Regions from separate parts of the Homo sapiens genome. Here region 2 is linked to region 1. A link is a loop called in an ENCODE intact Hi-C map of the cell type or tissue named here. Cell type or tissue: endothelial cell of umbilical vein. All regions are shown on one strand. Each heading gives the region's core, and the rest is flanking DNA. Links, peaks and the distances in the headings are about the cores only. Region 1 has its middle 57 kb from the start of ATP2A2. Region 2 has its middle 19 kb from the start of ARPC3.

Region 1 (4,395 bases), core at 294-4,293:
TCAACAGATTCTGGATTTAACCGAATTTGATAAATTTTGTGGTTTTGCTTAATTACCTTATTGTATTTTAATCTTTTTTAATTTTTTTAATTTTTATTTTTTGAGACAGAATCTCGCTCTGTCACCCAGACTGGAGTGCAGTGGCACAATCTTGGTTCACTGCAACCTCTGCCTCCAGGGTTCAAGCGGTTCTCCTGCCTCAGCCTCCCAAGTAGCTGGGACTACAGGCGTGCACCACCACACTCGGCTAATTTTTTGTATTTTTAGTAGAGACAGGGTTTCACCATGTTGGCCAGGCTGGCCTCAAATTCCTGGGCTCAAGTGATTCTCTTGCCGTAGCCTCCCGAAGTGCTAGGATAAGGCATGAGCACCACACCCAGCTGTATTTCTTTCTTTCTTTTTTTTTTTTTCTCCAGACGGAGTCTAGCTCTGTCGCCCAAGCTGGAGTGCAGTGGTGTGACCTCGACTCACTGCAACCCAGGCGGAGGCCTCCTGGGTTCAAGATTCTCCTGCCTTAGCCTCCCAAGTAGCTGGGATTATAGGCACCTGCCACCACGCCCAGCTAATTTTTGTGTTTTTAGTAGAGATGGGGTTTCACTGGGTTGGTCAGGCTGGTCTGGAACTTCTGACCTCATGATCCGCCCACCTCAGCCTCCCAAAGTGCTGAGATTACAAGCGTGAGCCACCGTGCCTGGCCACCCAGCTGTATTTCAATCTTTAAGTTTCATTCCAGCATTGTTCATAAAGTGAAAAACTGGAGTTGATCTAAATGTCCAGCAATTGGAGACATGCATGATTTTAACACACAGATAGATTTAAATGATAACCCTATAAAGTTTCAGTTTGCTCTGTATTTAAAACTACTACTCATTTCTTTCATTCATTTACTGAACATTTATTTTCAGTATAATTCCCTCATCTGGTTGGTTGAGGTTACTTTTAACCATTTAGTAAAGTTTATTCTTTAGGTATAGTAAGCAAACACATTTTTTAAAAAAAGGTACTATAATTTTATAATAAGCACTAAAAATTATTTCATACCATAACTCATAAACAGACATCAATCTGTTTGCTTATATACAATAGGTATATACATGGGTCACACTGCAATATAAGTACTTAAGAGCACAGGTTTTGGATCCTGGCTCTGCCACAATCATTAGTTGTATAATATTGTGAAAGTCTCTCTGTGCTTCAGTTCCCTTATCTATAAAATGCGGATAATTGCAGCTGCCTCATAAGGTTATTGTGAGAGTTATGTTAGTTCTACACATATAAAGCATTTAGGACAGTGCCTGGTACAAATGGAGTGCTCAGTACCAGGTTATTTGCTTGAATCACTCATGATCATGGTCGTGATTAGAGCTTCAGGGAATAAAATTTGTTAAATCTTGCTTTGCATAACTGAAGTTCATAAAAAGTCCTTTGTAAGTCTGCTTCAGTTTCAGAACCAATAACTTAATTAGGTTGTGCTCTAACAATGAAACAGGCTCCCTCATGAGGAGTGAGCCGCATTGCGGGTACACTACTATGGCTGGAAAGTGATTCGCTACATGCGCTACAGAACTGATTTCCACACTGGAGAGAGGTTGGAAGAGATCCCTCAAAGCTCCTGATCTAATAAATGATTATATGAATCATTCTGAGGTTCCTTTCAAGCTCCAAAATTCTATGACTGTTTACCAGGATATCGCATGCAGCATTAAGCAGCCAAGCCAGGAACCTGCTGTTACACTCTGAACTGAGGTGTAAACACATACTTTCACCGAAAAACAAAAATCTTTAATTTCTTCCTGTGCTCGGAATAGTGAATTTCCATAGCAGTAAACCAAGTTTGGTGACTCAAGCCTCTCAGCAATTCTGGAAAGGAAATTGTGAAAATATCGATGTTTGCCAAGAAAGTACTTCCAGTTTGCCAAAAGAGGGAGCATAGGAGCAGAAAGCATATGTTTGTCCAAGTCTCTTAAAAATACTTATTTGGGATCTGTGTTTTATTTTTTGATTTCTTTTGCAAGGATGGGGTGGGGCTAAACAATATTTACAGTCAACTTCTCTTTTTAAGATTATCTTAAGACAGTAGGGTCAAAGATAAAAAATACATAGATAACTTTTAATGATCCCTCTCCATCCCCCGAGACAAAACACTCATCCCAGGCCTGGCTGCCATACGCCAAGCAGCTCTAATTTAAACTGCTCTCATTAAAAGGAAGAGGAAGAGGAGCTAAGCCAGTATGAGTGGAGGAATAATTTACATATTTAATAAAGATACAGCTTTATTTCTCTCCTGGCTGCCATGAATTGTCTAAAAAAGAAAGATCTGTTGCATATGTAATCTACTCCTCACCTGTAGGTGAGTAACAATCAGTAACAATGACGTTACTGATAAAACCAAGTTTAAAGAAAGTTAATCATCAGGATGCTATCTTACCCGTTCCCTGGGGCTAAAGACTCCTTCATGCCAGACAAGATGAATGATGTAAGCACCTAGAATCCTTTGTAGAAACAAGTCATTTACTCACACTCATTAGTCACTAATATAGGGTAGAATGCCTGCATAAGACAAGGCTTCTATAAGACACACACCTGCATACAAAGTCATTTTTCTTTTTCTTTTTTCTTTTTTTTTTTTGAGATGGAGTTTCGCTCTTGTTGCCCAGGCTGGAGTGCAATGGAGCAATCTGGCTCGCTGCAACCTCCACCTCCCAGGTTCAAGTGATTCTCCTGCCTCAGCCTCCCGAGTAGCTGGGATTACAGGCATACACCACCACGCCTGGCTAATTTTGTATTTTTAGCAGAGATGGGATTTCTCCTTGTTGGTCAGGCTGGTCACGAACTCTTGACCTCAGGCGATCTGCCTGCCTTGGCCTCCCAAAGTGCTGAGATTACAAGCGTGAGCCACTGTGCCCAGCTACAAAGTCATTTTTCAATGCAAACTTTGACTTTGCCTTTGTAGAGACAGCTTTGACAAGTTATCAGTTTGCCATTTTTCATATTCAACTCAGAAGAATTCTGCAAATTTGTATATTTTTAGTTTCAGCAATATATTTAGTCTTTTATTTTACTCAAATTATAAAAAGTGCTCTGTATTGTGTTACCTTAAAAAGTTAAGAAACATACTTGGGGCCGGGCGCGGTGGCTTATGCCTGTAATCTCAGCACTTTGGGAGGCCGAGGCGGGTGAATCACCTGAGGTCTGGAGTTCAAGACCAGCTGACCAATATGGTGAAACCCCATCTCTACTAAAAATACAAAAAGTTAGCTGGCCGTGGTAGCACATGCCGGTAATCCCAGCTACTTGGGAGGCTGAGGTAGGAGAATTGCTTGAACGCGGGAGGCGGAGGTTGCAGGGAGCCAAGATCCTGCCATTGCACTCCAGCCTGGGCAAAAAGAGCAAAACTCTGTCTCAAAAAAAAAAAGAAATGGACTTGGAAAGTGCATAGATCTTACAAATTTATAAATGTTAATTAGGCAGAATAACACATTTACGTTTATTTGATAGTTTAAATGAAATTCCTTCCTTTATTATCGTCTCCTGAATTAGAGCAAAATAAGGGCAAGTATTAATCTAAAGAAAAAGGTAGGTGTTCTGCAATTTCTGGTTTTATTTCCATAGGGATTTGAACAGTATTCTAAGACCCTTCTGGTACATTCTCCAGACCTAGAAAATACATGGCTTTGGAATTCAGTTAACAGATTTATAACAGAAAGCACATTATCCTATTATAAGATTCTTCTTAAAGGGCACCATTTAAATTTGGATTGTTTCCTGAATTAATACAGAAAGCAAGATAAGCAGTGGCCTTTTGAAATTTACAATCATACAGTCAGTCCCATGCAACGGTTGGCAACTAGAAGAAGGAAATCTGTGAACACAGAGGCAGATTTCACAGGCTGCATTCTTCTCCTTTATTTGGGCCATCACATGAAAGACAAATTAGTTTCTGAAATGATTAAGTACTCTGATCAATTAGCTAGCCAGAGTATCAATCCTGAAGGAAAAATGTAATAAGCTCTTTAGTAAGTGCCAGCTGTCAAAGACTGTCAAGGTTAGTTAAAGTTTTTTAATGTTCCAATCAAATCATGAAATGAGTGGAAAGTCACTGCACTAAACCCATTAAGCTGCATTACTAAATGTCCAATGTTACACACAATCTATAAATAACTTTGTACTTTTAGAGTTTTATTTCTTCAGTTTGCTTTTCTTGAAGTAATAATGATGTTCTGCTTCAGTGAATAAAGTAATTTTGGAGCTGCCTTTGTGTTTAATCCACATATTCCTTCTGTATGGAGTAAAGATGGCAAGTAATAATCAAATCAGTAGAATTCTAAGGATTCTGTGGAGTATCTGTCATCAACCATTTTAAAAATCAAGAGGAGTACCAAAGACAGTGAAGGG
Region 2 (4,395 bases), core at 129-4,128, 210 kb before region 1:
GGAAGGGGAATGGCGTGAACCTGGGAGGCGGAGCTTGCAGTGAGTGGAGATTGCACCACTGCACTCCAGCCTGGGCAAGAGAGTGAGACTCCATCTCCAAAAAAAAAAAAAAAAACCTAGAGTTTATGGTAGTACTTGAATGATTAGAGTATTTGCATTTTGTTTTTACGGGTGAATATATGATTTTAATATGTGGGTTAAATGCTCTTGAGCATCTGTTTAAAGACTTGAATTACAAGCTAGCTAAATACCACAGTTCACACAGCAAAAGGAATGGATATGTGAAAACCTACTCCATAGATAAACAGAAGGACAGTCCTGAAGCCAAAAGAGTGGTGGTGGTGTGTCGTGGGGGGTTTTGTTTGTTTAATTAAAATTTGTTTGTTTGTTTGTTTTTGAAACAGGGTATCACTGTTGCCCAGGCTGGAGTGCAGTGGCATGAACACGGCCCACTGCAGCCTCGACCTCTTGGGCTCAAACAATCTTCTCGCCTTAGCCTCCCCAGTAGCTGGGACTACAGGCACACATCTCCAGGCCCAGCTAATTTTGTATTTTTGGTAGAGATGGGGTATCATGTTTTTTTGTGTTTTTTGTTTTGGTTTGGTTTGTTTTTTGCTTTTTTTTTTTTTTTTTGAGACTGAGTCTCTCTCTGTCTCCCAGGCTGGAGTGCAGTGGTGCAATCTTGGCTCACTGGAACCTCTGCCTTCCAGGTTCAAGCTATTCTCCTGCCTCAGCCTCCTGAGTAACTGGGATTACAGGCTTGTGCCACCACGCCTGGCTAATTTTGTATTTTTAGTAGAGACGGGGCTTCACCATATTGGCCAGGCTGGTCTCAAACTCCTGACCTCAAGTGATCCATCCACCTCGGCCTCTTAAAGTCCTGGGATTACAGGTGTGAGTCACAGCGCCCAGCAAGACAAGGTTTTGCTGTGTTGTCCAGGCTGGTCTCAAACTCCTGGACTCAAGTGATCCACCCACCTCAGCCTCCCAAACACTGGGATTACAGGCATGAGCCACTGCACCTGTCCTAAATTAAAATTCTTAACCCAGAATCAGAGTTTTGGTGTTTGGGTTGGAACTTCTGCCACAGGGGTTACAGACATGTCAGAAAGGAGAGAAAGCCACCCTGATTCATTTCAAGATTACAGGTTTGGGGCCAGGCCTGGTGGCTAGAGGTCGAGGCTGCTATGAGCCATGATCGCACCACTGCACTCCAGCCTGGGCGACAGAGTTGAGACCCTGTCTCAAAAAAGAAAAAAAAATTTTATTTTAAACATATCACCACGTTGGCCAGGCTGGTCTTAAACTTCTGACCTTAAGTGATCCGCCTGCCTTGGCCTCCCAAAGTGCTGGCATAAGCGTGAGCCGCCGCGCCCAGCCAAATATATGTATGTATGTATATATATCTATAGACATATCTAGATATCTAGAGATATCTATAGATATCTAGAGATAGATCTATCGATCTATATATCTAGATATGTATCTAGATATAGATCTATCGATCTATATATCTAGATATATAGATCGATAGATATAGATCTATATATAGATATGTAGATATATAGAGCTATATAGATATATCTATATATAGATATGTAGATATATAGATCTATATATAGATATGTAGATATATCTATAGATAAATATCTATATATATAGATAGATATCTAGATATCTGTAGAGATCTATATAGATATATATATATTTTTGAGACGTAGTCTCGCTCTGTCTCCCAGGCTGGAGAGCAGTGGCGCGATCTCGGCTCACTGCAAGCTCCGCCTCGCTCCGCCTTCCGGGTTCACGCCATTCTCCTGCCTCAGCCTGCCGAGTAGCTGGGACTACAGGCGCCCGCCACCACGCCCCCCTAACTTTTTTGTATTTTTAGTAGAGACCACCGTGTTAGCCAGGATGGTCTCGATCTCCTGACCTCGTGATCCGCCCGCCTTGGCCCTCCAAAGTGCTGGGATTACAGGCGTGAGCCACCGTGCCCGGCCCCTTTTTTTTTTTTTTTTTTAATTGTGGAACCATCATGATAGAAAACCAGCTTACTCTGGGTCCTGTTCCCAGTTCCGTTACTGCCAGCAGGGGGCGCACGGGCCACAGGCGCTGGAACTAGCTTCTGGACCATTTCCCCTTGGGACTTTATCGTGGTAGGTGTTTTGTTTTGTTATATTTTGTTTTTTAATATATGCAAGAGGACAATTTCCAAATGATTTATTATAAATTATACATGAATATAGTCTGATTTTTTTTTTTTGATAGAGCCTTGCTCTGTCACCCAGGCTGGATTGCAGTGGCGCAATCTCAGCTCATTGCAACCTGCACCTCCTAGGTTCAAGCGATTCTCCTGCCTCGGCCTCCCAAATAGCTGGGATTACAGGCGTGCGCCACGATGCCCAGCTAATTTGTGGATTTTTAGTGGAGACAAGGTTACACCATGTTGGCCAGGCTGGTCTGAAACTCCTGACCTCAGGTGATCCACCCGCTTCAGCCTCCCAAAGTGCTAGGATTACAGGCGTGAGCCACCACGCCCGGTCCAATAGTATGAACTTTAAAATACAGCTTTAATTGAAATGTAATGCTGACATTAAAAACAATTATAATGTTGACTTTTTAGACAAGGTAATTTAGTAATAGTTCTCAGATTTTTATTTTCTTCCCCTTCTTTTTTTTTTTTTTTTTTTTTTTTTTTTTTTGAGACGGAGTCTCACTCTGTCGCCAAAGCTGGAGTACAGTGGCACCATCTCGGCTCACTGCAAGCTCCGCCTCCCTGGTTCATGCCATTCTCCTGCCTCAGCCTCCCGAGTAGCTGGGACTACAGGCGCCCGCCACCACGCCCGGCTAATTTTTTGTATTTTTAGTAGAGACGGGGTTTCACCGTGTTAGCCGGGATGGTTTCAATCTCCTGACCTCGTGATCCACCCGCCTCGGCCTCCTGAAGTGCTGGGATTACAGGTGTGAACCACCGCGCCCGGCCTTTTTTTTTTTTTTTTTTTTTTTTTAAATAAAGATGGGGTCTCACCATGTTGCCCACACTGATCTCGAACTCCTGGGCTCAAGTGATCCTCCTGCTTCAGCCTCTCAGAGTGCTAGGACTACAGGCGTGAGCCACTGCTCCCAGCCTCCAGATTTTATTATTTTTGATCAAGCAACTCAACTTCATATTGTTGAATGCTGGGAACACACACACACACACACACACACACACACACACGCACACACTGAAAATAGTTCAGCCGTCCTCTAATTGGGACTCCGAGCCAGGGCTATTTCTCGCGCTGGCGCGGTTCCAAGAAGCATCCCAGCCATCACTCTTTCACCTGCTCCTTAGAGAAGGGAAGATGAGCGAGTCGAGCTCGAAGTCCAGCCAGCCCTTGGCCTCCAAGCAGGAAAAGGAGGGCACTGAGAAGCGGGGCCGGGGCAGGCCGCGCAAGCAGCCTCCGATGAGTCCTGGGACAGCGCTTGTAGGGAGTCAGAAGGAGCCCAGCGAAGTGCCAACACCTAAGAGACCTCGGGGCCAACCAAAGGGAAGCAAAAACAAGGGTGCCGCCAAGACCCGGAAAACCACCATAACTCCAGGAAGGAAACCAAGGGGCAGACCCAAAAAACTGGAGAAGTAGGAAGAGGAGGGCATCTCGCAAGAGTCCTCGGAGGAGGAGCAGTGAACCGTGCGTGCCGCCTGCTCCTCACTGGAGGAGCAGCTGCCTTCTGGGACTGGACAGCTTTGCTCCGCTCCCACCGCCCTCGCCCCTTCCGCAGGCCCACCATCACCACCGCCTCTGGCCGCCACCCCCATCTTCCACCTGTGCCCACACCACCACACTACGCAGCACACCAGCCACTGCAGGGCTCCCATGGGCTGAGTGGGGAGCAGTTTTCCCCTGGCCTCAGTTCCCAGCTCCCCCCGCCCACCCACGCATACACACATGCCCTCCTGGACAAGGCTAGCATCTCACTTAGCCGCACCCTGCACCTGCTGCGTCCCCACTCCGTTGGTGGTGGGGACATTGCTCTCTGGGCTTTTGGTTTGGGGGCGCCCTCTCTGCTTCACTGTTCCCTCTGGCCTCCCATAGTGGGGCCTGGGAGGGTTCCCCTGGCCTTAAAAGGGGCCCAAGCCCCATCTCATCCTGGCACGCCCTACTCCACTGCCCTGGCAGCAGCAGGTGTGGCCAATGGAGGGGGGTGCTGGCCCCCAGGATTCCCCCAGCCAAACTGTCTTTGTCACCACGTGGGGCTCACACTTTTCATCCTTCCCCACCTTCCCTAGTCCCTGCACTAGGTTGGACAGCCCCCTTCGGCTACAGGAAGGCAGGAGGGGTGAGTCCCCTACTCCCTCTTCACTGTGGCCGCAGCCCCCTTGCCCTCCGCCTGGGATCGAGTACATATTGTGGT

Evidence for each region. Peaks named below come from ENCODE experiments on the same cell type or tissue, not always from the same donor. Only the 100,000 strongest peaks of a DNase experiment are listed, where the experiment ranks them.
Region 2: it touches region 1 in a loop (8-fold over the local background); 4 of 110 quality-filtered maps call a loop at or near these places.

The regions. Positions count from the first base shown.
Region 1 is chr12:110,221,990-110,226,384 of GRCh38, reverse strand. No RefSeq gene overlaps it. Among named protein-coding and RNA genes, the nearest start is that of ATP2A2, 57 kb to the left of the region's middle. RefSeq lists an enhancer at 2,139-2,639. In endothelial cell of umbilical vein, for the core only: a CTCF peak has its summit at 1,907; a DNase peak (open chromatin) is centred at 1,764.
Region 2 is chr12:110,429,232-110,433,626 of GRCh38, reverse strand. It overlaps the pseudogene HMGA1P3. Among named protein-coding and RNA genes, the nearest start is that of ARPC3, 19 kb to the left of the region's middle. RefSeq lists enhancers at 1,781-1,890, 4,328-4,395. In endothelial cell of umbilical vein, for the core only: a CTCF peak has its summit at 2,088 (motif pointing right); a DNase peak (open chromatin) is centred at 2,066; H3K4me3 peaks cover 381 bases; H3K27ac peaks cover 312 bases.